Linked DNA regions of Mus musculus: regions 2, 3, 4 and 5 are each linked to region 1. Evidence: chromatin loops called from intact Hi-C (ENCODE). Cell type or tissue: left cerebral cortex. All regions are shown on one strand. Region 1 overlaps Nrxn2 (neurexin II). Region 2 holds the start of Ccdc88b (coiled-coil domain containing 88B). Region 3 holds the start of Prdx5 (peroxiredoxin 5). Region 4 holds the start of Esrra (estrogen related receptor, alpha). Region 5 holds the start of Kcnk4 (potassium channel, subfamily K, member 4).

Region 1 (5,000 bases):
CCAGGTTTTGACAGTTTGGGTTACACGGACACACGTGGAGCCCGTAAAGCTAAGGGATGCTCCAGGCATGTGTGTGCAAGGAGGTCTCGTGGACCCCAGATGGCTCTGAAATAGCTGCAGCCTACGTCTCCTGTTCCAATGCCCAGTCCACCACCTCCTTCTCCCCCTACCCCTCCTGTTATTCATTTTCCTCCTCTTCCTCTCGGCCACCTACACTGGGGACTGGCAGTGACAATTTCAGTGACTGCTGTACAGTCACTGGAGATGGTGGGACCCTGGTGGGAAATAGCCTGGCCAGTGCTCCATCTGAAGTGGCTTCACAGGAGAGCCCAGTAAGACACAGGTGGGAAATGTCAGCCAGACACCATGGAGAACAGGAAAGAGGGGTGAGGGAGAGCGGCCTTGACCCCCTTTCAGGGGGCGGGGGATTGATCTCAATGGAGAAGGGGGTCTGGGGTAAGGCTGGCCTTCTCCAGAGGTTCCAGCCCCACCTTTGAGATCCAGATTTCGGGCACCGTTGGAATGCTGCGTGACTGTGCGGGAGTCGATCTTCAGTGTGTGCACGTTGCCTGGGTCCCTGGACACCACCACATTGTGCCATTGGTTGTCATTGACTGGTTTGTCTGAGTTTCCCTTCATCAAGGACGGGCCATTTCCCAGGTCAAACACGTAGTGGATGTACCTGCCCCACGGTAGGGAGGAAACACCAGATCAGACGGGCACCACAGAGATGCCAGGCGAGAATGAGCTACTGCTGGCAGAAAAACCAGGGGCCTGGGGCAGAGGGGTAGACAAGGGATCCCATGGGAAGGGACCAAAAAATGGCACTGGAAGCTTGAGGCATGAAGTCTTGTCCCAGGGAGGTCACGGAAGCACTTGCTCTTGGCCCCCAAAAGAGGACCTGACAGAAGGGGAGTTTTGGTAATACAGTAGGGGTCCCCTAGAAGCAGGGTCTGAACTACTTGAGGGCGCAATTCTCCAGGGCAAGAGAAAGACTTGGCTGACTTCTGCCATAAAGAGGACAGTGGCCAGAGAAGGGACGTGACTGGGAACCCTGGCAAGGAAGTGGCCGAGGAGCCAACAGCCCAGAAGCAGGGTTGGGCTTCTCCATCTTGGCTGCAGAGGGACCCTCCTGGCTGATGACTAAAGATGTGGCTCTTGACCTGATGTCTGGGTGTGTTGAACCTTCCCAAAGGCCAGGGAGGAGCTCTATCGGGGTCAGCAGGGGACCACAGTGCCCATCCCCTCACCCCTTGACCAACTCGATGACGATGAAGTCGTTGCCGTTGCCTGAGTTGAACAGCAGAAGTCCATCTGGGGCCGTGGTCTTGAACTGGAAGAAGAGATGCATGGAAGCATAGGCTTGCAGCGTGGCTAACGCCAGGTAGCTGCTGCGACTCTTGAACGTGACAGGATCAGCCACGATGGCACGCAGGCCAAAGCGGGCATTAAGCTCACAATAGGTGATGTCTCCATCTTTGCATTGGTCCATGTAGGGTTGACCATTGAACACCAGCCCACTCAGGTGCCCGATGAAGTTGGAGGGCACCACAGAGATAAACCGCCGCTCTGTCATAATGCCCGTCTCAATGTTGTGGAACTCCAGCCGAGTGTGGGCTCCTGCCATCTGTCCTGCTCGGGACAGAAAACCAACGTCAGGGAAGGAAATAGTGCACAAAACACGGGGTCACCTCTAGAACAGGGCCTCGTCTTCCTGGAAAAGATCATGTCCTCAAACAAGGCCACAGGAAGGGATCTTACTAGATATCCTGGGCCAGCGCTACCATCCCACCACTCCGGGGAAAGCCACAGCAGTCAGTGGAGCAGCAGGCTTCCAGGAAGATGCTTGGAAGGAGCTGAAATAGTCCCTGGGGTCCAGACCCATAATAATAACTTCTCTAGAAACAACAACCCAGGCAGAGGCTACCAAACACAGCACTCTGGAAATACATCCAGCATCTTGGGTCTAGGCCACCTACCCTCCACAGTCACGTTGTCCACGGACAGCTGCAGGCTCTTGCCACGCCGGACCACCCTCACCGTGTGCCATTCATTGTCATTCAGCTTGTGCCCCGCAAACAGTGTCTCGGGGCCTTTACCTGCAGCACCAAGGGGGGAGTGAGCATAGCGCGACACATGGCTGTAGGCAGCGCCCCAGGCAGGAGGCAGCCCACCTGCACATGGATATACTCAACTTCCTGCACACACCAATGTGTACGCCCCTTGCCTCGAACCTGGAGGGCATGCAGGGAAATCTTCTACACCTGGAGTCACAAACCCCACCTCGTCCTGCCATTTTGTGTGACCGCAGAGGATACCATTGGTTACAGAATGGTAGCCAGGAACACAGGCACACCTTCCTCTGTTCTCCTACGGACCTTTAGTGTGACGCTAGCAGCTGATTTCTCAGACCTCACACTCAAAACACTACACACCCCAAAGGAAGGACACCCACAGCTTCACCTTCCATGTGCACAGCTTGAACCCACTGTGACCTTCCTGTATATTCCTGTTTAACTCTACACCCTGGAATGGCTAACCCTATGTAGCACTCAAAGAGCCTGCGTGGCCACAGACATGTTCTGTTTCTTGGAAGCTGTGACTATTGACAGTTGATTGACATATGATTGTCAACACCCACATCTGTCAGGTGTTCTGGGTTTGGCAGCACCTCTGGGCTACCCCTGGATCCCTAACGCTGTCTGCCTGGGGTTTGGGGTGCTGGCTTTAAAGGGCCTCAGGTGTGTGCACCACACTATGACACAATTGTGCCTTCCATGTCCAGATCTCTTTGCTCAGTGACAGAGAGACCTGGGCCTGTCCACATTGGCCTCCCTTCTAATTCCTGCTTACAGCCCTCACTGGCCAACTCTGAGTCCTGCAGGAACTCTGCAGACTCAGGCATTACAACGACTTAAAAGACTCTGAGGCTCTGGGCACACCCCCACCCTTCCTACCCAAATCGTCCTTCCCATGTACTTCGCCTGCCCCCTTGTGGCCACTGGTGGAGATGCATCATTAAGTCTACAGATTTTATGTTCTCGCACCAGGTGCTGCCTAGCTCCAGATTTCTTCCTCCTGTTACTGACTTGGGCAACAAGGTGCCCTGGCTCTCCCTTTCCCAGAATCCATAACCATCCTTACCAACTACTTCTTCCTGGTTCTGCTTTGTTTTGTCCATCCTGCCCTCCACAATTCCCCATCCCACCCCCATACCTGTTCCCCTCCCCACAACCCCTTGCAAGCCAATAATGAAACTGTCTTTCCCCCTCCCTCCATCCCTTTCTCCCTAAACCCCAATGTCCAGCCTCCCAGACCTCTTGGGTCGCTGCAAAAGAAGAGGCAAGCCACTTACTGGGTGCGCAGCCGACGCGCAGGCAGTCTGGGGGGGCCATGGGGTGGGCAGAGGGGGAGGGAGAAAAAAAGGCAAAAACAAGGTTTTGTGTGTAATTTTTTTTTTTACATCCTTCACAGGGAGGGGTATCTGCAGGCGGGAATTCCCCCTAGGGCCACTTTCTGGGGACCACGCGTGCCCAGGTGCCCTCTCCCCGTCCTCAGTTGGACCCATGTCCTTCATGCCCTCAAGAGGGCTCCAACCCTTCCTAGCGCCAAGAGGCAGGGCAGTCAGGTGGTGGGAAGAGGGCTTGTGTCCCCTTTTGGAGGGGCCCAGGCCTCTCATGTCTAAGGGAGACGGGCACCTTGGCAATCCCAGCCGTACAGGGGATACAGGGGATGAGGGCTTGACCGACCCCACATCTACCCAATCACTAGGAGGGAGATGGGTAAGGAAGGCCAGGGCCCCTGCATCCCCTGCTCTGGGACGACACCCTGCTTAGAGCTCAGGTGTGACATGTCACTCCTCAAGCTCTAAGCCCAAAACAGGGGTCTGCCCCAGGGCCCCCTTCCTAAGGCCATAAACCTCCCAAAGCCCCAGAGGCCAGCGCCACCTGAACAGGAACCTTCCTTCTATCTGTCCCTGCCCTGGGGGCACCGAGAACTCCGCCACCCTGCAGAACGAGTATTTTGTCAATTTTTCTAAGGAGCCAAGGCCTTCCATAGGGACACCAAGATCTGCAAAATGTGACTTCTAGGCACAATGCAAGTCACTGATAAGCAAAGGCTCTCAATCCTGGCCTGGGCTGTCCCCAGTTTCAAAGCTGGAAGGGTTTCACAAAGTTAGAAAATCCATGTCTACACAGAGCCTACATCTCAGGCCAGCAGGAGCCTCTGATCAACCCTTTGGTTGGTGGGAGTCAGCTAGCCTTCAAGGAGACAGTCTTGGGTCATTTGTTCTATACCACTTAATAAGTCCAAAGCCCTGGCCAGGCTTGGAGTGATGGGACTGCCTGGGGCTGGAGGGTGGGGCTGGAGGTGTGGTTGTGGGTGCTGGGTCCTTGCCTCAGTCCTATACACACTGAGTGACTTCAGACAGCTCTCGCTGAGCCTGGGCATCTCTTCCTCACTGCTGTGAGGCTAGCAGGTTACAGGTGTGCCCTGCTCTGACCCTGGTCTTTCAGAGAGTAGACAATCCTTAACCCTGGCTAAGAGTGACGCCCATGTGGGTTCTCCATGAACAAGCTCTGCCCGGGTGCACCGTGGCCCTGGATGCACCTGGCATCCCTTGGGCCTCGGAAGGTTCCTGCAGTGGCGGTAAACAAACACCCACTGTGGCTCTGAGGGTCATGGGCCCTGGGGCAGTACAGCTGAGCTCCACACGCGTTGTCAACCACAGCAGAGTGGGAGGAGCAGCAGGGACCCCGAGCCACAGCCTGGGCACCCAGGGAGCAGTGGGAGGTCAAAGGACAGACACAAGAGGAAGCATGGGGTCACGGAGAGAAGAGGCTGAGAAAGGCAGAGAAAAAAAAATAAATAAAGAGGAAGAACCAGGAACGATGAGGGGAAGGAGGCTGTGAGGATGAGGGGAAGGGTGCCAGGCCCTGGAGTCAGGTCCCAGGGGCTCTCTCCAAGCCAGCAGAGTCTTCACCAATGAAGGGTCCAAA
Region 2 (5,000 bases), 370 kb before region 1:
ACAGGGTCTCTCTAAACAGGCCTAGATGTCCTAGAACTCCAGGCTGGCTTTGAACTCAGAGATCCACCTATCTCTTTCTCCTGAGTGCTGGGATTAAAGATGTGTGCCACCATGCCTGGCCAGCATCATCATTATTTTGGGAAACAGTCTCACTAAATTGGTTTAGCTGGTCTAGCATTCACTATAGGTAATCCAGGATGGCCTTGAATTCCTGATTCTCCTGTCTCTACCCTTCAAGGGGCTGGAATCACAGGCATGCATCTCTACTCCCGGTTATAAGGTACTAGAGATTGAACCCAGGGCCTTGTATATGTTAAGCAGGCCCTCTATGGACTGAGTCACATTCCCGGGTATTGTGTGCTTCCTTTTAAGGAGTTTACAGATGGGAAACTGAGTCTGGTAACTGCGGTTACTGGCCTTCCTCCATTTTCAGTGTAGTATTTACAAAGTCCAGGAGGGTCAGCGTCTACTCTCTCCTGGGGTTCAGAGGAGCTGGCTGGGACATGCAGCACCTGTAGCAGGCTTCAACAGCTGACAGATTGGCATGAGACTGAAGAAGGAGATACCAACAAATGAAGAACAAATTCAAGGCCATCCTGGACTACCTATAGTGAATGCTAGACCAGCCTATTGACTCCAAGGCAAGGCCAGAGCTCTTTTAGTGACGACAGAGTGCCAGGCTGAGGTCACTCTCTCTTGCCCACGAGAGAAAAGGTCTTCCCGTTATTCCCATGGAGTCAGGAACCCTGTAGGCCTCCCCTCAGCTAACTTACAGCTTTGTAGCTAGTCTTACCTTATCTGAGACCCAGGGAAGATGTGTGTGTGTGTTTGCGTGTATGTGCTGAGACACGATTCGCAGCCCTGCAGAACCCCGGAAGAAGGAAGCTGTACAGGGTCTGTGGCTGGGCCTCTGGGATCCCCCAGCCGGGGACTTCCTCTTCCTCTCAGAGCAGGTGTAGCTGCCACAGCGTGACAGGGACTACACCCTGACCCCCAACATGGAGGGGGCCAAGGGGCCCAGGCTCAGAGGCTTTCTGAGTGGGAGTCTGGCCACCTGGGTGAGGGTCAGGTGGGAGAGGAAGAGAGTGTGGGGCAGACTGAGGGCTGGGGGAGGAGGGGCTGGGTGTATAGCATCAGCAGGGGGGGGGGAGGGGAAGCTGGTCTGGGAACTGGGGCAGGAGGCATTCAGGGGCACTGGTGAAGTGTGTGTGTGTGTGTGGGGGGGTGGTAGTGGGAATCATAGAGTGTTTTGGGACAGATCAGGGACTCAGGATGAGTTTACTAGTTGGGGGTGGTGGTGGTGGGGAGTTTCTACCTGTTTAGCTGACTTCTATTTGTTTCCACAGGCACTGGGACTGGCTGGGCTGGTGGGGGAGGCAGAAGAATCAGCGGGGGGAACAGAGGAGGAGGAGGAGGAGGAGGAGGAAGAGGGGGCTCTTTGTACAGAGAAGAGATTCCTGCGGCTGATCGATGGAGCCTTACTCCTTCGGGTGCTGGGCATCATGTAAGTGACATGGGGAAGTTGAGTTGGGGGGGGGGCTGTGAATAGTAGGAGGAGTCTGAGGGTGGAGGGCAAGGCCTGTCTGGGTTGTGGGGAGGTCCTCAAGCCAACCTCTCACCCATGTTCCCTGGGTGATCATAGTGCTCCCAGTTCCCGAGGAGGACTTCGAATGGTCAGGGGCCGTGATGGTCCTGCAGCCTGTCGGATGTGGAACCTCTGTCATCTATGGGGGCGACTGAGGGATTTTTACCAGGTAAAACATTGGGAAGGCCAGACAGGAGGCCCAGCAGCCCCTGTGAAGGTGTCTTTCTTAGTGTTGGCCTATTCTAGGAGGAGCTACAGCTGCTGATCCTATCACCACCTCCAGACCTCCAGACAATGGGGTGTGACCCCTTCTCAGGTGCTGCTTCCTACCCACCCTCTGTCCTCTGTCCCTGCCCCATGTCCCTATTTAACCCTTTGTGGCTTGTGCCCAGCAGAAGAGGCAGTGGACGAGCTGGAAAGCATCCTTCGGCTGTTGCTGGGGGCCTCAGTGCAGGTGAAGAGGGGACGGGAGAAGAGAATGGAGTTCTGACAGGAGGAGGGGCCTCTGTGTGCCAGCTTTGGGCCTTCTCTGTCCACCACAGTGTGAACACCGGGAGCTCTTCATCCGTCACATCCGGGGCCTCAGCCTTGACGTCCAGAGCGAGCTGGCTGGTGCAATCCAGGAGGTACTGACGGCAGCAATACAGTCCAGGGGCTTGATTGGGTTCATTTTCTCTGCCAGCTGAAGAATTAAATGGCAGGGAAAAATCTGAAGCGCAGCAGGTGGCAGCAGAGAGAGCTCTTGCACAGCAGACAGAAACAGCAGTTAGGAGAGGCGGTTATGGAGGGCGAGCAAGCACACATGCTGCAGACACACAGAGAACAAGGCTCTGCTTTGCAGAAGCAGGGCTCAGGAAGCCAAAACAAACAAACAAACAAACAAACAAAAACAAAAACACCCCCAACAAACAAACAAACAAACCCGGTCTCCTCTGGAGGCCTGCGGTTTTAAAGACTCTGAGAAGTCTTCCTCACCCTATTTTCTCTGGTCAGAGACTGTTGTGTGACATGTCCTCATCAGGCCTTGAACTTGTTGAGCCAGTATGTCAGCAAGGGTCCACTAGTGGGCGGCAAAAGCTGCCAGGCTTTTGTCTTAAGTAAGCAGGTTGAGGAGGAAGCTGGCCATCTTGGAAGAGCTTTGCCACCTCTTCCATGTCATGGCTGCTCTTCCTGTCTGTCTGTCTACCAGGAATTATGTCTAACTCCTGATCTCTAGGTACTGTGGTGGGTGGCACAGGGGATTTGTTGCTACCCCTGAAGCCACCTTCACCTCCTGATGTATTGCTCTCTGTGCCCTCAGGTGACCCAACCTGGTGCTGGTGTGGTACTGGCTCTGGCTGGACCAGAATCCGGAGAGCTGGTGGCTGAGGAGCTGGAGATGCAGTTACGGAGCCTGACAGGGATGATGTCCAGGCTGGCGCGGGAGCGCGATCTGGGGGCACAGGTAGGGGACAGGCAAGGGGCGATGGGGCTGTCATAACCCAGAACGATTTTGTTGGGATCGGAGGCCCGATGTGCAGAGGTTTTGGAAGATGCTTCTTTGACCTTTGACTTCCTGCTAGCGGTTGGCTGAACTGCTGCTAGAGCGGGAGCCAGCCCACTTGCTGCTGCCAGAGGCTCCTGCTAATGCGTCTGCGGAGGGTGTCTCGCACCATCTGGCTCTGCAGCTGACCAATGCCAAGGCCCAGCTGAGACGCCTGAGGCAGGAGGTGTGAGTGTCTGAAGGCTCAGGAAGGGGTCAGTGGGATCTGGATGGGTCCCCAGCCCCCGGGTGTGGCTCTGCAGCTGGCAGACACCCTCCATCATCCCATCCTTCCAGGGAGGAGAAGGCTGAGCAACTGCTGGACTCCCAGGCCGAGGTGCAGGGCTTGGAGGCTGAAATTCGAAGGCTCCGCCAGGAGGTGCGGTCCAACGTCTTCCCCCCAACACACCGCCCTCCGCCATTGTCCCCTCTTCATCGTGGTCCTATTGCTTCTTGCGATCCCTCACCCCTCTGTCCCGTGGCTCGCTAATCCTAGTTCCACACCATATGGCCCAGACTCAGGCGCTGTCCGCACAAGCCAAGCGCGCAGAGCTCTACCGCGAGGAGGCAGAGGCACTGCGGGAGCGGGCCGGCCGCCTGCCACGCCTGCAGGAAGAACTGCGGCGCTGTCGCGAGAAGCTTCAAGCTGCAGAGGTCTTCAAGGGTCAGCTGGAGGTGAGGTGGGGGCGGGGCTGGAGGCGGAGTATTTGGTGGGTGTGGTCTGGAGGCGGGGCGTGTAGGAGGGGAGTCTGGCCAAGAGAAGAGTGGGTCTAGCCTTGCTTGGGAAATCGTGATAGCTGGGTGAAGCGGGTGAAGATACAGCAGGTGAAGTCTGGGACAAGCTCTTTAGGATGGGCGGATGTAAGGGAGAAGAGGAGGAGACTTGAAGAGACGGATAGGGTAAAATAGGGAAGTCGGCAGTGAGACCCCACCAAGTAGCTGTACCGATAAGTGGGGTCTAGAGAGATACGGCCTTGGAAGGCTTCTCCTTGGGGTACCTGGGGAGACCTTGAAGAGAGTTGCAATGGGAGGTAGGGAAAGAGGCAGGGTGTGAAGCTGTCCCAGGAGAAGGAATCTGGAACTGCCAGGCTCTGAGCATAAAGATTTCATCTCACCAAGGATCCTCCTGGCTTTCCCACCAGGAGGAGCGGGTCCTTTCCGAGGCCCTGGAGGCCTCGAAGGTCCTGCTAGAGGAACAGCTGGAGGTTGCCCGAGAGCGCTCAGCCAGGCTGCATGAGACCCAGAGGGAGAACCTCCTGCTGCGCACGCGGTTGGGCGAGGCCCATGCGGTGAGCTAGGCTGACCTGTCCATCGTTGTCCCTGGTTCTCCATGACTCTAATGATGCCCAAGGTTTCTCTACGTGATTCCTGTAGTATGTTGGGATATTCAGACTTGCACATTTGGCCGATGAACAAGGTACTGACCTATTTTTCCACACCCAGGACCTGGACTCTCTGCGGCATCAGCTGGAGCAGCTGGTGGAAGAGAATGTGGAGCTGGAGCTGGAACTTCAGAGGAGTCTGGAGCCACCCCCAGGCTCCCCTGGGGAGGGTGAGTTAGGCCTAGGGTAAGGGCAAGGATCTGGGGGTGAAGGCAGGCTCTCTGAGTGGGGAGGACTTGTTTTCAAGTCCTTACTAAGTCTCTGAGAGGTGTTGGGGTGGGAGTCAGAGAGGGCGGACAGAGTTTGACTTGGTCATGTCTCCAGCCTCCCTACCCGGAGCAGCACCCTCACTGCAAGATGAGGTGAGGGAAGCAGAGGCTGGGAGGCTAAGGGCAGTGGAACGGGAGAACCGGGAGCTTCGAGGCCAACTACAGATGCTTCAGGCACAGCTTGGCAGCCAGGTTGGTCCCTCCGGTATCCTTATCCTCGCTGCTTCCCACCCACATCCTTC
Region 3 (5,000 bases), 420 kb before region 1:
CAGCTGGCCTGGGGGATCTGGGGGCAGCCCTGCTGCAGCTGGTTCGGCGACTGCAAGCTCTTCGGCTGGAGCGGGAGGAGTACGTCCTGCTGAAAGCTCTGGCCCTTGCCAATTCTGGTGAGTGATCAGGGAAAACACACACAGGTCTCCCCATAAGGTCCTCCAACTGTCAATGATGGTGGTATGACCCTTTGTTGTGGATGAGGACAACTGAGGCATAATTATTGGAAATCACCAAGTAAGCCAAGGTCCTGAATTATACATAGGATTCTGAGCCCTAGTGGTGTGCCAACCAGGCAGTAGTGAGAGGGGCAGTGTGGAGGTTGGGAGGTGTCCACTGGTGAGAAAGGATAGGCCCCGGCTCACAGGCAGAGCAGCGAGTGTATTAGCCCACCCAGAGTATCCAAACAGATGAGTCCTGCCCTTTAGTCATCTCAGCCAATGGTTCTCTCCCTTCCTAGACTCTGTGCACATTGAAGATGCTGAGGCTGTGGAGCAGCTGCGCGAAGCCCTGCATGAGGCCCTGCTGGAGTATGAAGCTGGCCGGGCTGGCCCTGGAGGGGGTGCTGAGCGGAGGCGTGCAGGCAGGCTGCTGCTTACGCTGCCACTCCTCCGCCAGACAGCAGGCAAAGTCCTGGCCCATTTCTATGGGGTGAAGCTGGAGGGCAAGGTGCCCATGCACAAGCTGTTTTTGGAAATGCTTGAGGCCATGATGGACTGAGGCAAGGGGTGGGACAGGGTGGGGTGGCTGGCAGGATCTGCCCAGCATAGGGTGTTAGCCCCAAAGGGGCAAAGCTGGAGTCTGGGCAGTGCCATAGCCTGCTGGCAGGGCCAGGGCAATGCCATCCGCCCCTGGGAGAAGGCTTCATGCCCTTCCCTCCCCACTTTGTGTGTGTGGGGGATTGTCAGAAGCCAGGAAAGTGAATGCCCAGGTGTGGGCACAGTGCTGCCCCTTGCAAGCCATAACGTGCCCCCCAAGAGTGTTGGGGGCCTCGCGGAAGCCATAGGGGGCTGCAGGGGATGTGCAGGAGGCAGACACTGATCTCAGGGAGGGAAGGGATGGAGGCCGCCGGCTCCCACTGGGTGATGCTTTTGCTGCTGCTTAATCCGATCTCCTCTCCGGAGCAGAGGGGGGCTTGGAAAGCAAAGGCCCCGTCCCTTCGCTCCTCTCCTCATCCGCATTGGGCATTATTGCCCCCCCTTGAAGCAATAACTCCAAGCAGGCTCCAGCCCCTGGACCCCAGGGGTGGCCAGGGCCCCCTATCAGCTCCCACCTCAAGGGGTGGGGGACAGCACTGCCTCTATGCCCTGCAGAGCAATAACACTATATTTATTTTTGGGTTTGGCCAGGGAGGCGCAGGGCCATGGGGCAAGCCAGGGCCCAGAGCCCTTGGCTGTACAGAGACTCTATTTTAATGTATATTTGCTGCAAAGAGAAACCGCTTTTGGTTTTGAACCTTTAATGAGAAAAAAAATATACTATGGAGCTCAAGTACACGGTGGTCGGTGAGTCACTGGGGGGAGTTTGGGGGTCACACATGACACGTCTATTTAACAGACCGTACAACAGAAACACACAGTCAACAAAATACCAAAGTGGCGGCTAGCAAGGTTACGTCTCAGTCTCCTCATCATTCAACAGCATATTGGGGATCCCGCGGCTGATGGGGAAAAGACGACCAGATTCTGGGCATTGCAGGGTGCCCTCCAGTACATCAACCTGCAGGGGAGCAGGACAAAGCTAAGCACCGGTAGCCTCAGTGGGAGGTCTGGGCAGGCGATGCCCAAGGATTCTCACCTCAAGCAACACGTGGTGCATCTTCCTCAAAAATGTCTCGTCGTGCTCATAGCCTTCAGTCGGCTCTTTGGGTACCTCGGCCAAGTTTAACTGTGGAAAGGAAGCGTACGTGGTCAGTGGGCACACGAACACCGAGGCCGTCCGGGCAGGGAAGAGGCTCAGAGCCTGAGCCCGCCCCCAAGGGGCGACAGAAGGGGCGGGGTCCTTACGGTGTCCGCTGCCTGCACAAGCGCCGCCCACTCCACTTTGGGGATCATCCGCGCCACGAACTCCGGGTTGAACTCCACGGGGTTGATGCGGACCTCAGTGGCCTGCGGGGGGGGGGGGGCGGTAAAAAGGTTTAGCGAGGTAGGTCCGGGTCCCGGAGGCTCCACCCTGAACTATATGGGCGATGAACCCTTGTGCAGTTACCTGCAGGCGCAGCGGGAAGCCACGCGTGCCCACGCCCCGCACATGGGAGCTTAGGAGATTGTGGGTGAGCAGTTTCATGTTGTCACAGCGGAGCGCGTGAGGCCGGAACCGGAAGGAGTCCACACTTCTCCTTTCTACCACTTCCGCTTTGAAGCCGTTGAACTCTTCGCCGGACCGGAAGTGGCCGACTTAGGGGACCTTTTGGGGGGCTTGGCGGCAGCCGAGATCGGAAGGACTGTGTTGGGTCACGTCCTGGTACCGGAAGCGTTTCTCGGGGAGACTGCAAAGGCTTACGCCGAATCCCGCTCGCTGAAGAGAGTACACACTATGCAAGTCACGTGTAAACCGGCTGCGTTACGGCGCAGGTAAAACGAACACATTTGAGGCTCAGCCAGATCATCCCCGACCTCTGTTTGCGGCTATGGGTCACGAACTGTCACGTCGGTAAACCAGGCACCTCTTTCTGCGATTGAAGAAGGTGTGCGAGCCCTGAGAGCCCCGCCGCGTCGTAGTGCGTCACGGCCCTGCCCCTCTAAGCCGGCGCTGTGGCTGCGACGTGGGACGTGCGGCGTGGGCGGAGCTGTCCCTGCATCCACCTCCTGTGGGCAGAGCCATCTGCGGGTGGGCTGCGGCAGCGGGGCGGGTATGCTACAGCTGGGGCTTCGAGTCCTGGGCTGCAAAGCCAGTTCTGTGCTCCGTGCATCGACGTGCTTGGCAGGCAGAGCAGGCCGGAAAGAAGCAGGTTGGGAGTGTGGCGGAGCCCGCAGCTTCAGCAGCTCCGCGGTGACCATGGCCCCGATCAAGGTGACCGGTTTTACCTTTCCTGGGTCCAGCCTATCGCGTCTCTTTGGGTTCCACGCGGGGTCTCGGGCTGTCCTCCTTGACGTTTCTTCTTGTCATGTTTTTTGTAAGACCCTGTCTCTGCTTCTCCGTCCTGGGACATTTCTTGAGCTGCCCTCTCACATCTATGCCACGTCCAGGGACAAGTCCCCACCATTTTCAAGCGACCGAATGCTATGTCATTTCCCACATTCTTAAAATGCCTCTTTTGCCGCTTGGCAGCTTTTCCAACCCTTTCCCCAAAGCCCCAGCACTTTTGTGATTGTACTAAACTCCATTTCATCTCATCTTTTGAAAGAGCCATGGTCCCTTGGGGACCTGGGTTGATCTTTTCCACTTCTGTTTCCACTCTATGTATGCTCACCCCGATCCCGCCCTTCTGTTTGATCTTTCTGGGAATTCTTGAACCTATCCCCTCTCCTGTTTTTGGACTTAATTTTTAGAGAAAGAGAGAGGGAGGGAGAGAGGAAGGGAGGGATGGAGGGAGGGAAGGAAGGGGGGGGGCACACAGAGACAGAGGTTGACTTACTATATAGTCTTGGCTGGCCAGGAACTTGGTGTGTAGACCAGACTGGCCTCAAACTCCTAGAGATCTGTCTGACTCTGCGTCCCGAATGTTAGGATTAAAGGCCCTTTATAAAAAGAAGAAAAAAGAAAAACTTTTAAACATGTACTTAGTGTGTGTGTTTGGTAACAGGCATGTGAGTGTGGTGGTCAGAGGACAATTTTCTCAGGAGTCAGTTCTATCTACCATGTCGCTTGTGGGGCTAGAGCTCAGTTGACCAGGCTTGGTGGTGGGCACCTTTACCTACCCACCTCAGCCTTCCTTTCCTCTTGTGGCTCTGAAAGCCCCCAGGTGGGCTGACACTTCCCACCGACCCCAAGAGCCTACATCCTGAACATTTTGGCTTACATAGCTAACCTGGTTTTCCAAAGTGTTTCTCCTGGTGTGTGGATAGGATTTTTCTTCCTGCCTGTTACCAGGCGGTTTCTCAACCCCAAACATAGCCCTCTGTACCCCTCCTCTGTGCATTGACCCATCTTGGGTGGCTTGTTTATACAGTATTGCAACACTTGAGAAGGCCTCTCCCTTTCTCTGTTGCCACCAACTGGCCTTAAGCAGAATCAGTCATGTAGGATGTGGGGCAGGCAGGACATACAGGAGAGCGAGGACAGAAATGGACCCCTGAACCGCCAGGCACTTTTTCTGCTGGGTGTGAGCACTGGCTCCATCAAGGTCTATCTGTGTGGCTGTGGTTCACTAGTCTCTCTTCACTCTGTTTTACCCTGGAGTCTTTTTCTCCAGGTGGGAGATGCCATTCCCTCAGTGGAGGTATTTGAAGGGGAACCGGGAAAGAAGGTGAACTTGGCAGAGCTGTTCAAGGGCAAGAAAGGTGTTTTGTTTGGAGTCCCTGGGGCATTTACACCTGGCTGTTCTAAGGTGAGACTTCTCCTTTCGAGAATCAGAAACTGGGGACCAGGAGTGTGGGAGAAAAGAACCCACATTAAATCTGATAGCTCTGATTGACGCTGGTGGTGGAAGCCCTTGGGACTCGGGCTAATGAGACAAAAGATTTGCCTATGGTCTTGACCATACACCCTTAGGTCCAAGCTTCCTAGTAGCCAAGGCAAAAAGGAAGTGGCCAGTTTCACACTGGTTTCCTTACCCTGGTCAGGGATGTTAGGAAATAGGGGGAGCAGGCTGAGCAACTGCAGTTGCTCTCCTTTGACCTTTTGTTTTCCTCTCAGACCCACCTGCCTGGGTTTGTGGAGCAAGCTGGAGCTCTGAAGGCCAAGGGAGCGCAGGTGGTGGCCTGTCTGAGCGTTAATGACGTCTTTGTGATTGAAGAGTGGGGTCGAGCCCACCAGGCAGAAGGCAAGGTGAGGTGTGGGGCCCGTGAGGGGGACGGGGCCAGGTAGGAAGTTTCCTTGTTTTTGTGACATGTTATTT
Region 4 (5,000 bases), 430 kb before region 1:
CATCCACAGGCTGAGGTTCAAGGGTCAGGCAAAAAGGTGGATGCAATTGGTAAAAGGGCAGCTTTCGGAGCTGCAATGGGTCGACCCCTTTTCCTCTCTGTGCAGATGGGTGGCCTAACGGCACAGGCTGCTAGCTGGACCGGCACAGTGACAGCGCGAGTGACCCAGCGAACTGGGCCCAGCGCCCCGCCGCCAGAGAAGGAGCAACCACTCCTGCCCTCCTCTTTGCCGGCACCGCCTGCTGTTGTTGAGCCAGCCGGCAGGCCCGGCTCCCCTGCACCCGCAGAGAAGGTTGAGACTCCGTCCCCGCCCACGGCCTCAGCTCTGGATTACCCCAGTGAGAATCTGGCCTTCATCGACGAGTCCTCAGACACGCAGAGTGAGCGTGGCTGTGCCCTGCCTCGGGCTCCTCGGGGTCGCCGCCGACCCAACCCATCCAAAAAGCCTTCCAGACCCCGGGGTCCTGGGCGACTCCGAGACAAGGCCGTGCCGGTGTAGGGGCAGGATCTCTGGACCCGGATCCCACGCCAGGGCTTTCGCTCTTGCTGATGCTCAGGCATGCTTGGCTTATTTGACCAAAGAGCCGTCCCTCTTTTGTTCCACGTGGTTGCAACCCTGACAGGAGTCCAGTGGTTGCCAAATGCCACCGCTCTTCCCTGGCTGGTTCTTCACATCCAATCATTTCCAAAGCCCACCATCCAAGGCTTTCTGCCTCGCTCCCCTGCCGGTTTTGACCCTCACACCTCACAACTGTGCCTCAAAACCTGCACCAATAAAACAAAAACTCTGCACTACCGAGTGCATGCTCCTGGGTCCCAAGTGGGTGTGCGAGTGCTTTTCTCGCGCCACCATGGGCTTATATCAGGCCCACTGCCGTCCTTGGGCCCCCACACCGGACAAGTCATGCTCTTTTGGTTAAGTTCAGGTATTCAGACTCTTGTCTCTGCCTGGAGGAGACCCGGACTCGAAACTGGACTGGGTACTTCCAGTCTTGGCATTGATATTGGGGGTGGGAGCAACTTAGAGTCTTGATGCAATCTGCAGTTTGAAGTCTCCTCCCGCGAGACCACTATAACCATCCGGGAGGAGACTGCCCCTCCCCCTTCCTGGAGCGTGACCCCCCTCCCTTCTCGATTGAGCCCTGTGGATACTGGTCCGTTGGTGCAGGACGATGGAGGAAAGCGTCAAAGTAAGAAGTCTGCCCGAGTTCCCCAAGCCCAGACGAACCTTAGTACTCCTTCAGGTCTTTAGAGTAACCTGCCATTCAGCCTGGGGGCTTGGCAGCTCTCCTAGAGTCCCCAATCCCAGTCCAGTCTCCCTGCTCCCTCCAGCTCCCTGAATTCCTTGGCTACCTTACCTGTGTGTGACCCGCAGCCGGTGCCCAAACACGCAAACCATCGCCGCAGCTCGGTCAGATCCAGCCTGTACGGAGATGTTCGTGACCTATGGAGCACGGCCACGATGTCCACAGCGAATGTGTCGGTATCCGACGTCTGCGAGGACTTCGACGAAGAGGGCAAATCTGTAAGAAACAGGATTCGCAAGTACAGCCAGACCATTTCTATTAGGGACAGCCTCAACCTCGAGCCAGAGGAGATCCAGCAGCAAGCACGTCGAGAGCTTGAACTGTGCCATGGCAGGTCCTTGGAGCATGGGGAGGACCACGAAGAATCTGAGACCTCCTTAGGTCAGTATAGCCTCGCCGAGGCGATGGGTGTGCCATAAGGGTGGGGCTAGCCCGGGTCTTAAAGTGCCTTCCTGCAAAATGGGGGTAAGCCCATAGAAACCCAAGTTTCTAGGATTTCTTAGGAGAGGGCTCAGGCGAGAACCGTTCACGCTTTAACTCAGACATTCTCTGAGCTCCCCCTACCGGGCAGGCGTCCTACTACGAGGAACCCGGGAAACGCACAGGCAAGCAGGTCAATGAAGACCTAGTCAGTTTTTTGTTTGTTTTTTTTGTTTTGTTTTGTTTTGTTTTGCTTTTTATCTTAATGTGGTGCTGGGGGTCGAACCGAGTACATCACTCTTGGTAGGAAAATTCTTTACCACTAAGCATATTTCGAGCCCTCCCTCACCTGTGCGTTTAATTTCATCACTGCACCAGCTGAAAGGACAGAATTCCTTCCCTGGCTGGGATCTGGCTGTTTGGAAGTCTCTCTTTTGGTCAATAGTTACTTTATTGTTGCTTTGTATTTCTTTTTGGAATGAGAGTCTCACTGTATAGCCCAAGATGACCTTGGATCTTGGTATCTTCCTGAGTGTTGGGGTTACACACAGTATGCCAAGCACTGTTTGAGATGTGTATGTGTCCATCCTCTGTCCCGTCCGTTTCCACCTTCATCAAGCAATGAGTACTGATAAGAACCCAGTATTCAGGAAGCTGTGAATTCAAAGCTAGCCCGGTCTAGATACCAAGTTCCAGGATAGTTAGGTCCACACTGTGGGAACATGTCTAAACAAACAAGAGTGATACAGATATAACAATTGATTTATATTAAACTTGTTACATAAGCATAGGACTTCTTGTACTGTGACCTTTGCATGGCACAACTGCCATAAGAGACTGTTCTGGACTGAGGAACATAGCTTACTGGTAGAGTTCTTTCGTAGTTTATACAATGCCCTGCATTCAGTTCCCAACAATACACTTTCAGAGGGCACACAATTCTCACAAGAGGGAATTCCTATGAATGACTCCAAGTCTCACACAGCGGGACAGTTGGTTCTGGATCTCAGCCGGGTGGGATTCTAAAGCCTAGGGCTGAAACCAGTGTCCCCTATGACCTTTGATGCAGGGTGTAGCTGCAGCTATTCCCTGAACCCCACTCCCACCATGACCCAGGAGCCTGACCAAGACCGATTTCTCTCTTCATTTCTCCAGCATCGTCTACTTCAGAATCACTAATATTCAGCCTATGGAAGCCACATCGAACCTACTGGACAGAGCAGCAGAACAGGGTTGGAGGATACTACTGGGGAGACTACTGGGGTTGAGTAGTGGGCAGCAGCAGATGGGCAGGTTTCAGGAAAGTGGGGCAGGCAAGCTGGGGAGGTCATGTGGGGACCACTTCAGCTTTCCATGGAACTGGTTGAGTCTCTTGTTGCTTTTCCAGCTGCCTCTGCCTCTGATGGAGCTCATGGAGACTGAAGTTCTGGATATTCTCAAAAAAGCCCTCATCAGTGAGCACTCCACCCCCACCCCCACCCCAGCTTCCACAAAAGATCCTGGTGGCTTTGGCAGGGCTTGGGGCTGTGGAGTTTCAGGATATGTAGTCTTGTCAGATCCCCTTAGCACTCACAAGGATGCCCTAAAAATTAAAAGTCAAGAGAGTAGGCACAGGCCGACTCAATGGAGTGAGTGACTCAGAGGACTTAAAATAAGCCCCTTTCTAGCAAGTCTGTTTTCTCTGCTTGTTCAGTGGAGTGACAGCCTTTGGGTAGCTTTGCTTCACTCCCAGGTGTGGGAGCTGTGACACATCGGGATTTTTTTTGGGTAAATGTACTGGATATTGGATTATCTGCGTAACCTTCTGCTCATGGTATATGAGCACATAGAGGGAAGAAAGGGCCAGATAACTAGTTAGAGTGAGCGGCTCAGGAGGAGGTTGGGTCTCACTGCCTCTGTTCAGGCTTGCAGCAACTTCTTCAGCCTTCTTCCCCTCCATTCTTCACATCGCACCTAGGAGACCCAAAATTCCCCAAACTAACACAGATCCAAATCCAGCACTAAATGCCACCTCAAATCACCTGTGGTTCCTCAAATGGGGGAAGCCCTTTGCTGCTGTTCATGGCCCTGAGCTCAGCTCTTCCCTCTCCCTAGCATATAGGTCCACGATTGGCAGGAACCACTTCATGACTAAAGAGCTGCAGGGATACATCGAAGGGATCAGGAAGCGCAGGAACAAGAGGCTGTACTTTTTGGATCAGTGAACCTCCAGCTCAAGTGGCCGACGAGACGTCCGCTCCGTGTCCTTTCCGGTCCCTCGAACCCAAGCTCAACCTCATCTGCATGGAATTTGAATCCTAGAGAAATTAAAGAGTCTATGCATGGTCCCAGAGTCAGTGCGTGGCTGCTTGCGTGAGGCGGACGCACGTGGCCCCGCCTTTCCCCGTGACCTTCATTCGGTCACCGCAGTGACCTTGAGTTTTGTCCGCTCGTGTCTCACCTCTGCCTTTGAGGAACTCGCAAACCAGGGCTACTTGCATGTTTTAGGTCTGCTTCTCCACTTGAGGGTCCTCAGGGGTGCTGATCTACCAAATCTGTCAAGTGTCCCATCAACATAATGGGGTGGGGTGGGGAGCAGCACCCTGTTAGGCCCCACCCCTTATGCATATGCAGTTACATAAACCCGCCTTTCATTTACATACACGTTCAACGCCCTCACAGAGTGAGTTCACTGAACAGCTACGCCCACTCTTATAAGGCAGAGCACCGCCCTCCTTCGTGATGCAAGGGTGCTCCGGCTTCTCTCCCGCACCAGTTCCTAGTCTTCGCTCCTCCCCTAGGTTCAGGCCCCGCCCACAGGAGGCCGCGCACGCGTGTGTATCGACAAGGCCTGCCCGCTGTCCTCCGGGTACGCAGGCGCCGCCGCCTCCCTCGGATATTAGCATAGGGCACCTGGCCCCACCCCCTGTTTTGCATGCGCAGGCCGGCCCCGCCTCCGCTGTCAGCTGGAGGAAGCGGAGTAGGAAGCAGCCGCGATGTCCTTTTGTGTCCTACAAGCAGCCAGCGGCGCCGCCGAGTGAGGGGGGACGCAGCGCGGCGGGGCGGTGCGGCCGGAGGAGGCGGCCCCCGCTCACCCCGGCGCTCCGGGCCGCTCGGCCCCCATGCCTGCCCGCCAGCCCTGCCGGAGCCCAAGGTCCGGGGGCGGAGGGGAAGGCGGCCGCGGGGGTGGGCGGGCGCGGCGGGGGCCATGTGCAAGCGCGGGCGGGGGGCGGGCTGCGGGCGGGGTCGCGCCTGGTGCGTCGGCCGGGTCAGGACTGGCTTCAGGTCCTGGCCT
Region 5 (5,000 bases), 450 kb before region 1:
CTGCCCACAAAAGCAGTTTGCCCTTTGACCTAGGGCTCTCTGTTTCTCAGCCTCTCCCATCTCAAGAATGTGGCCCTGGGCACTGCCTGGGACTCACCTTGTTTCTCTGCCCGCAGCATGTCCGGCAGCCTGGGCTCTGGCAGTTGGTATGGTGCCATCGGACGTGAGCCAGGCTGGGGAGGGGCCAGCCAGACGAGGACCACTCCTCTGCTCTTCTCCCAGGTGCCAGGACCTGGTAGTCACCACCACAGCCTCTATTCTACACCACAGACGTGATCTGCTTTTACTCCCCTTAGAATACCCAGGCCCCAGCTCCCCTGATCCCTGGCCCCTGTGCCAAGTACGTCTGCTGCTTCTTGCCCAGGTTGCCAGGAGACTGTGGCTGCTTCTCTCCTCTGGCCGGCTCCTTGCCGCTCCTATTGTAGTGAGCTTGTGCCATCCCCCTAAAATGGAAACAAGGCCCCAGGATACCAGATGCCCACAGTGCCCTGGCATGACCTGCCACCTCTGCTTCCACACTGGAGCCGGCTACCTCTCCTGTGCCTACCACTCAATAAACAGAGGCTGTGCCCTGTCCTCCCTCCTGTCACTCGTCTGTTCCTTCTCACCTTGACCTGTTTGGCATCGGGATAATCAGACGCTGGCCCGTGACATGGGTTGCCAGGCTGGGCAGCTGCCATTCACCTTTGGCGAAGGTAGTGAGCCCCGAGCAGCAGGGACACTGCACGTGCCTCTGCTCTTAAAGCTCTCCTGGTTCAGAGTAGCCTTCTCTGTGCTGCCCAACCTGGCCCGAAAGTCCTGGCCTCAAATGATCCTCCTGCCTTAGGCTCAGCTCAAATACCTGAAGCGAGAGGTTTGTCCTGGTTGAAAAGTCACTTCCACAGGCTGGGGATGTGGCTTAACTGTTGAGTACTTTCCAGGAATGTCCAAGGCCATGAGTTGAATCTCCATGGGAGGGGCCAGGGAATCAAATCTCCACGAGACTTCACTGGTTGTACAGAGAGCCATAACCCCTCCTGGACCACACAGCAATGTAATTATGTGGCTTTCAGGCATCTTTAATTAATTTATTTATTTAATTTTTTTTTGGGGGGGTTTTGAGACAGGGTTTCTCTGTATAGCCCTGGCTGACCTGGAACTCACTTCGTAGACCAGGCTGGCCTCAAACTCAGAAATCCACCTGCTTCTGCCTCCCAAGTGCTGGGATTAAAGGCATGCACCACCACGCCCGGCTAAAATTTTTTGTTACATTTATTTATTGTGTGTGTGTGTATGTGTGGGCTCATGTATTGTAGAGGCAATTATCTCCTTCTGTCCTGGGTCCTATAGATCAAACTCAGGTGTAGTTTTGGTAGCAAGTACCTTTGCCCACTAAGCCATCTCATCAGCCCTTTAACATTCTTTGTTGTTGTTTGTGTTTTTCCAAGAAAGGGATTCTCTGTAGTCGTGGCTATCTTGGAACTCACTCTAAACCAGACTTGCCTTGAACTCACAGAGATCCACCTGCCTCTGCCTCTTGAGCTCTAGGATAGGCATGTGTGCTACCACGCAGAGCTAACTTCTTTTTAATGACATGCATTTATTTGTATATATGTCTTCGTGTATGTATGGATAAGCACTTGGCACAGCATATATGTAGAGGTCAGATGACAACTTACAAGTTGGTTCACTCCTTCATATGGACTGGCAAGGTAGAACTTATATCACCAGGCTTGGTGGCAAAGGCCTTTATCTGTTGAGCCATCTCATTGGCCCAGTTTGGTATAATTTTTTCTTTTCTTTTTTTTTTCTTTTCTTTTCTTTTCTTTTCTTTTCTTTTCTTTTCTTTTCTTTTCTTTTCTTTCTTCCTTCCTTCCTTCCTTCCTTCCTTTCTTTCTTTCCTTCCTTCTTTTTTTTTTAAGATTTATTTATTATTATGCATAAGTACACTGTAGCTGTCTTCAGTCACACCAGAAGAGGGCATCAGATCTCATTATGGGTGGTTGTGAGCCACCATGTGGTTGCTGGGATTTGAACTCAAGACCTTCGGAAGACCAGTGGGTGCTCTTACCCGCTGAGCCATCCTGCCCACCCCCCTCATTTTTTTCTTAAGATTATTTATATTTATGTATAGGTGTATCTGCACCTGTGCCTGTGTGTAGTGCCCAAAGAGGCCAGAAGAGGGCATCGGATCCCCAGGAGCTAGAGTTAGAGGTTGCTGTGAGTTGCCAGTGCTGGAGACTGAACTTAGTAGGTCTTTTGGAGGAGGAGCAGCAAGTGCTCTTAACTGCTAAGCCATCTCCACAGCCTGGTAGGCATCTTGTCTTCTAATGGATTAAATTAGTTTTGTGGAGGCCTAGTGTGTGTGTGCTGTGCATGTATTTATGTGTGCATACATGGATGGACAGACACACACACACAGGTATAGAGTCAGAAAAACCCATATGGGTTCCAGGAAACAAACTTGGAATTTCAGGCTCGGTGGCAAGCAGCCCTACAAAGCACTGCACCATCTCACTGACCTGAGGCCTGGCTTCTGTCACCACCTCTACTGTGGTCTTCAAGTGTCAAGTTTATGGAAGATCTATAAAGGGTGTGCTTGTGTGGCACAGCCTCCATCTCCTTACCTGGGTATGGGTTAACCCTGATCCCCTGGCTACTTGCATGCTGAGTCAGCTCTTGGTACACAAATCCTACTGCTCCCAAAGGTTTAGTCACTGCCCTGAGTTCCGGACATCCTTGCAGATCTGCCCTGTGGCTCAGGATTGATTATTAGAGCCTGTGACTCCTGTCTATAAACCTGGTGATTCTAGCTCCTTTGAGATCTCAGCCTAGCAGTAAGTCTGCCTTGAAATTCTTTCTTTGGGACTCTCCTGGAGCCAGGTCTACAAGGTCTCCAGAGAGAACAGCAGAGGCTCAGACTTCAGCAGTAAGCTGGACAATCACTTTCGGATGGAAGCAGAATTGCTAACATTTTTAGGGCACTTAATTCTGTGTGCTAGGCTTTAAGCATTTATAAACGCTGACCTCAGCTGGGCAGTGGTGGTTCATGCCCTTAATTCAGCATTTGAGGGGCAGAGAAAGGTGGGTCTCTGTGAATTTGAGGTCAGCCTGAACTAGAGAGCAAGTTTCAGGACAGCTAAGGCTCCAAAAACAAACAAATAACAACGAAAAAAAGAGAAAGAACCAAAGTAAAAACCACTGACTTTGTATGTGTGCACAGGCATTGGTGGTTTGCCTACATGTATGTCTGTGTGAGGGTGTCCCAGACAGTAGTGGGTGCTGGGAACTGAACTCTGGTCTTCTGGAAGAAGAGCCAGTGCTCTTAAAGACGGAGCCATCTCTCCAGCCCCCAAATACTGACTTCCTAAATACTCAAAATCAGCACCCAGAGTTAAGTAATCACCCTTTTACTGTAAGTGGGAACTAGGGAGTTTGGTAACTCACCCTGACCCCCTATCATCTGGGTGGTCACTTAAACATACTGACAATTACCACAAAACCCAGTAATGGTAGGGCACACCTTTAATCCCAGCACTCTGGAGGCAAAGCAGGTGGATCTCTGAATTTGAGACCATCCTAGTCTACAAGACAGCCAGGAGTACACAGAGAAACCCTGTCTCAAAACAAAGCAAAACATCCCAACAACAAAAGTACTGACCACAATAGCATGGGATCTCTGAACGCTACAGGAGAGATTTTGTGGAAATCAGTAAAGAAATGTCTCGAGAAACCAAAAAAAAAAAAAAAAAAAAAAGGATATAAAGAAGAAGAAAGAAGGATAAAGACAGAAGAGGACCCGGCTTTAGCTGTTCAGAAAATGCTAGCACTCTTTCTGCTGGAATTGTCAGGCAGCAGATGGTTGGGGGGGGGGGGTGACCCCAGGGCCTGGAGGATCAGAGATGGGAATGCAGCCTGAGCAAGAGGTGCTCTATCAGTGACTTCCTAGAACTAGGACCCAACCCATTCAGCTGGTTAAATCCAGGTGGCCTCAAAGAGAGCTCCCCGTCTTCCACCCCCACATACCCTCTTCTCCCTGGGGGCCTCTCCCTCACAAGTGCTGAGCCCAAGGCCCAGACTATCCTCATGGGCGGAGAAACGAAGGCTCTTCCCAGTCCAGTAATAGACCTAGAAGATTCCAGGAGATGAGTGTGGCGGCTGTCCTGAGCCCCGGGCCAGCTGATGTCCAGGTTAGGGCAGCGTTGGGGCCCCAATCCCAGCCTGGAAGGTTGGACTTCACGTCGACCCTTCTCTGAGTCTTCTGCCACTCACTGGCCTGGACAAGACAGCATTGGGGAGCCCAGAGGCTGCAGGTGCAGGTAAGGGCTGGGTTCAAGGCGGTTGGTGGCGAGAGCCGGTGGCGAGGGTGCGGCACGTAGGGAGACGCAGCTCTGGTAGGGTTAAGCTCCCAAGGAGGGGGCTTTTGAGGGCGGGAGGAGGGGGGTCCTAGTCAGACGGCCGCCGGCGGCTCGGTCTCTGGGCTGCCGCCGGCACCTCCTTGGCTCAGCCCGCACACCCTCGAGGCGGCGCGGGAGACCTGGCCGCAGCCAAAGCCGCAGCCACAGAGTGGGCAGACAGTAAGTGCGGAGCAGGCGCGGGAATGTGGGCTGGATCTCAGGCCCTGGGAGCTGGGAGAAACCGGCAGGGCGGGACACTTCCCGCGCGTGGATGCCTTCCTCGAGTGGTGTGACCGTGCGTCCCGTCGCCGGTCACGCTCGGAGGCGTCGGCGTAAGGACGCGGGGGAGGTGGTGGGAGCAAGCGGCTGGCGTGCGGTGTCACACGGGTTCCGTGTGTGTATCTGTGTGTGTGTGTACGCGAGCGCGCGCATTCGTGCGCGTGGACCTCTAGGGTAGCTCGGCCCTGCGGGCACGCCCATGGTGGTTAGTTGTGCCAGGGTCTGCCGGAGCGTGGTGCAGTGCTATGCCTGCAGCCTGGGCAGCGCGCGGCTAGAGCTGCAGAATGGAATGTGGCTCAAAGATCTTTGTGGCACATGTAGCAGACTGTGTATATGTATGTGTGT

What was found. Hi-C counts contacts between places; a loop is a spot of excess contacts. Peaks named below come from ENCODE experiments on the same cell type or tissue, not always from the same donor. Only the 100,000 strongest peaks of a DNase experiment are listed, where the experiment ranks them.
Region 2: a loop joins it to region 1, with 3 times the contacts of the local background. A loop is called at or near these places in 9 of 42 quality-filtered maps.
Region 3: it touches region 1 in a loop (2.5-fold over the local background); 2 of 42 quality-filtered maps call a loop at or near these places.
Region 4: a loop joins it to region 1, with 3 times the contacts of the local background. A loop is called at or near these places in 6 of 42 quality-filtered maps.
Region 5: it touches region 1 in a loop (2.5-fold over the local background); 6 of 42 quality-filtered maps call a loop at or near these places.

What each region holds. Positions count from the first base shown.
Region 1 is chr19:6,487,166-6,492,165 of GRCm38, reverse strand. It overlaps Nrxn2 (neurexin II), which reads right to left. Exons shown (of 23, transcript NM_001205234.2): 12 at 3,356-3,382; 13 at 1,980-2,099; 14 at 1,251-1,632; 15 at 492-682. Gm52381 (a long non-coding RNA gene) reads left to right here. Exons shown (of 2, transcript XR_003952843.1): 2 at 1-1,162. Among named protein-coding and RNA genes, the nearest start is that of Gm52381, 7.6 kb to the left of the region's middle. In left cerebral cortex, a CTCF peak has its summit at 2,990 (motif pointing left); a DNase peak (open chromatin) is centred at 2,987.
Region 2 is chr19:6,854,138-6,859,137 of GRCm38, reverse strand. Ccdc88b (coiled-coil domain containing 88B) reads left to right here and starts at 927. Exons shown (of 27, transcript NM_001081291.1): 1 at 927-1,058; 2 at 1,347-1,504; 3 at 1,643-1,754; 4 at 1,832-1,901; 5 at 1,981-2,039; 6 at 2,128-2,211; 7 at 2,886-3,029; 8 at 3,148-3,296; 9 at 3,405-3,486; 10 at 3,624-3,782; 11 at 4,250-4,396; 12 at 4,551-4,659; 13 at 4,814-4,950. The coding sequence starts at 999. In left cerebral cortex, a CTCF peak has its summit at 2,313 (motif pointing right); DNase peaks (open chromatin) are centred at 924 and 2,309.
Region 3 is chr19:6,907,472-6,912,471 of GRCm38, reverse strand. Prdx5 (peroxiredoxin 5) reads left to right here and starts at 2,366. Exons shown (of 6, transcript NM_012021.3): 1 at 2,366-3,013; 2 at 4,356-4,490; 3 at 4,799-4,930. The coding sequence starts at 2,855. Trmt112 (tRNA methyltransferase 11-2) reads right to left here and starts at 2,774. Exons shown (of 4, transcript NM_001166370.1): 1 at 2,210-2,774; 2 at 2,008-2,109; 3 at 1,799-1,888; 4 at 1,444-1,720. The coding sequence starts at 2,287. The coding sequence ends at 1,613. Esrra (estrogen related receptor, alpha) reads left to right here. Exons shown (of 7, transcript NM_007953.2): 6 at 1-117; 7 at 462-1,495. The coding sequence ends at 721. In left cerebral cortex, no CTCF peak of the experiment used is centred here; DNase peaks (open chromatin) are centred at 1,991, 2,410 and 2,759; H3K4me3 peaks cover 3,270 bases; H3K27ac peaks cover 2,134 bases.
Region 4 is chr19:6,921,481-6,926,480 of GRCm38, reverse strand. Esrra (estrogen related receptor, alpha) reads left to right here and starts at 4,673. Exons shown (of 7, transcript NM_007953.2): 1 at 4,673-4,859. Catsperz (cation channel sperm associated auxiliary subunit zeta) reads left to right here and starts at 1,101. Exons shown (of 5, transcript NM_001039494.2): 1 at 1,101-1,189; 2 at 1,375-1,687; 3 at 2,882-2,958; 4 at 3,114-3,180; 5 at 3,821-4,055. The coding sequence starts at 1,172. The coding sequence ends at 3,930. Kcnk4 (potassium channel, subfamily K, member 4) reads left to right here. Exons shown (of 7, transcript NM_008431.3): 7 at 106-819. The coding sequence ends at 498. In left cerebral cortex, a CTCF peak has its summit at 1,877 (motif pointing left); DNase peaks (open chromatin) are centred at 1,861, 3,433 and 4,521; H3K4me3 peaks cover 1,440 bases; H3K27ac peaks cover 1,689 bases.
Region 5 is chr19:6,933,646-6,938,645 of GRCm38, reverse strand. Kcnk4 (potassium channel, subfamily K, member 4) reads left to right here and starts at 4,131. Exons shown (of 7, transcript NM_008431.3): 1 at 4,131-4,298. Gpr137 (G protein-coupled receptor 137) reads left to right here. Exons shown (of 7, transcript NM_207220.3): 7 at 117-589. The coding sequence ends at 276. In left cerebral cortex, a CTCF peak has its summit at 2,137 (motif pointing right); DNase peaks (open chromatin) are centred at 2,169, 4,331, 4,653 and 4,984; H3K4me3 peaks cover 1,396 bases; H3K27ac peaks cover 1,518 bases.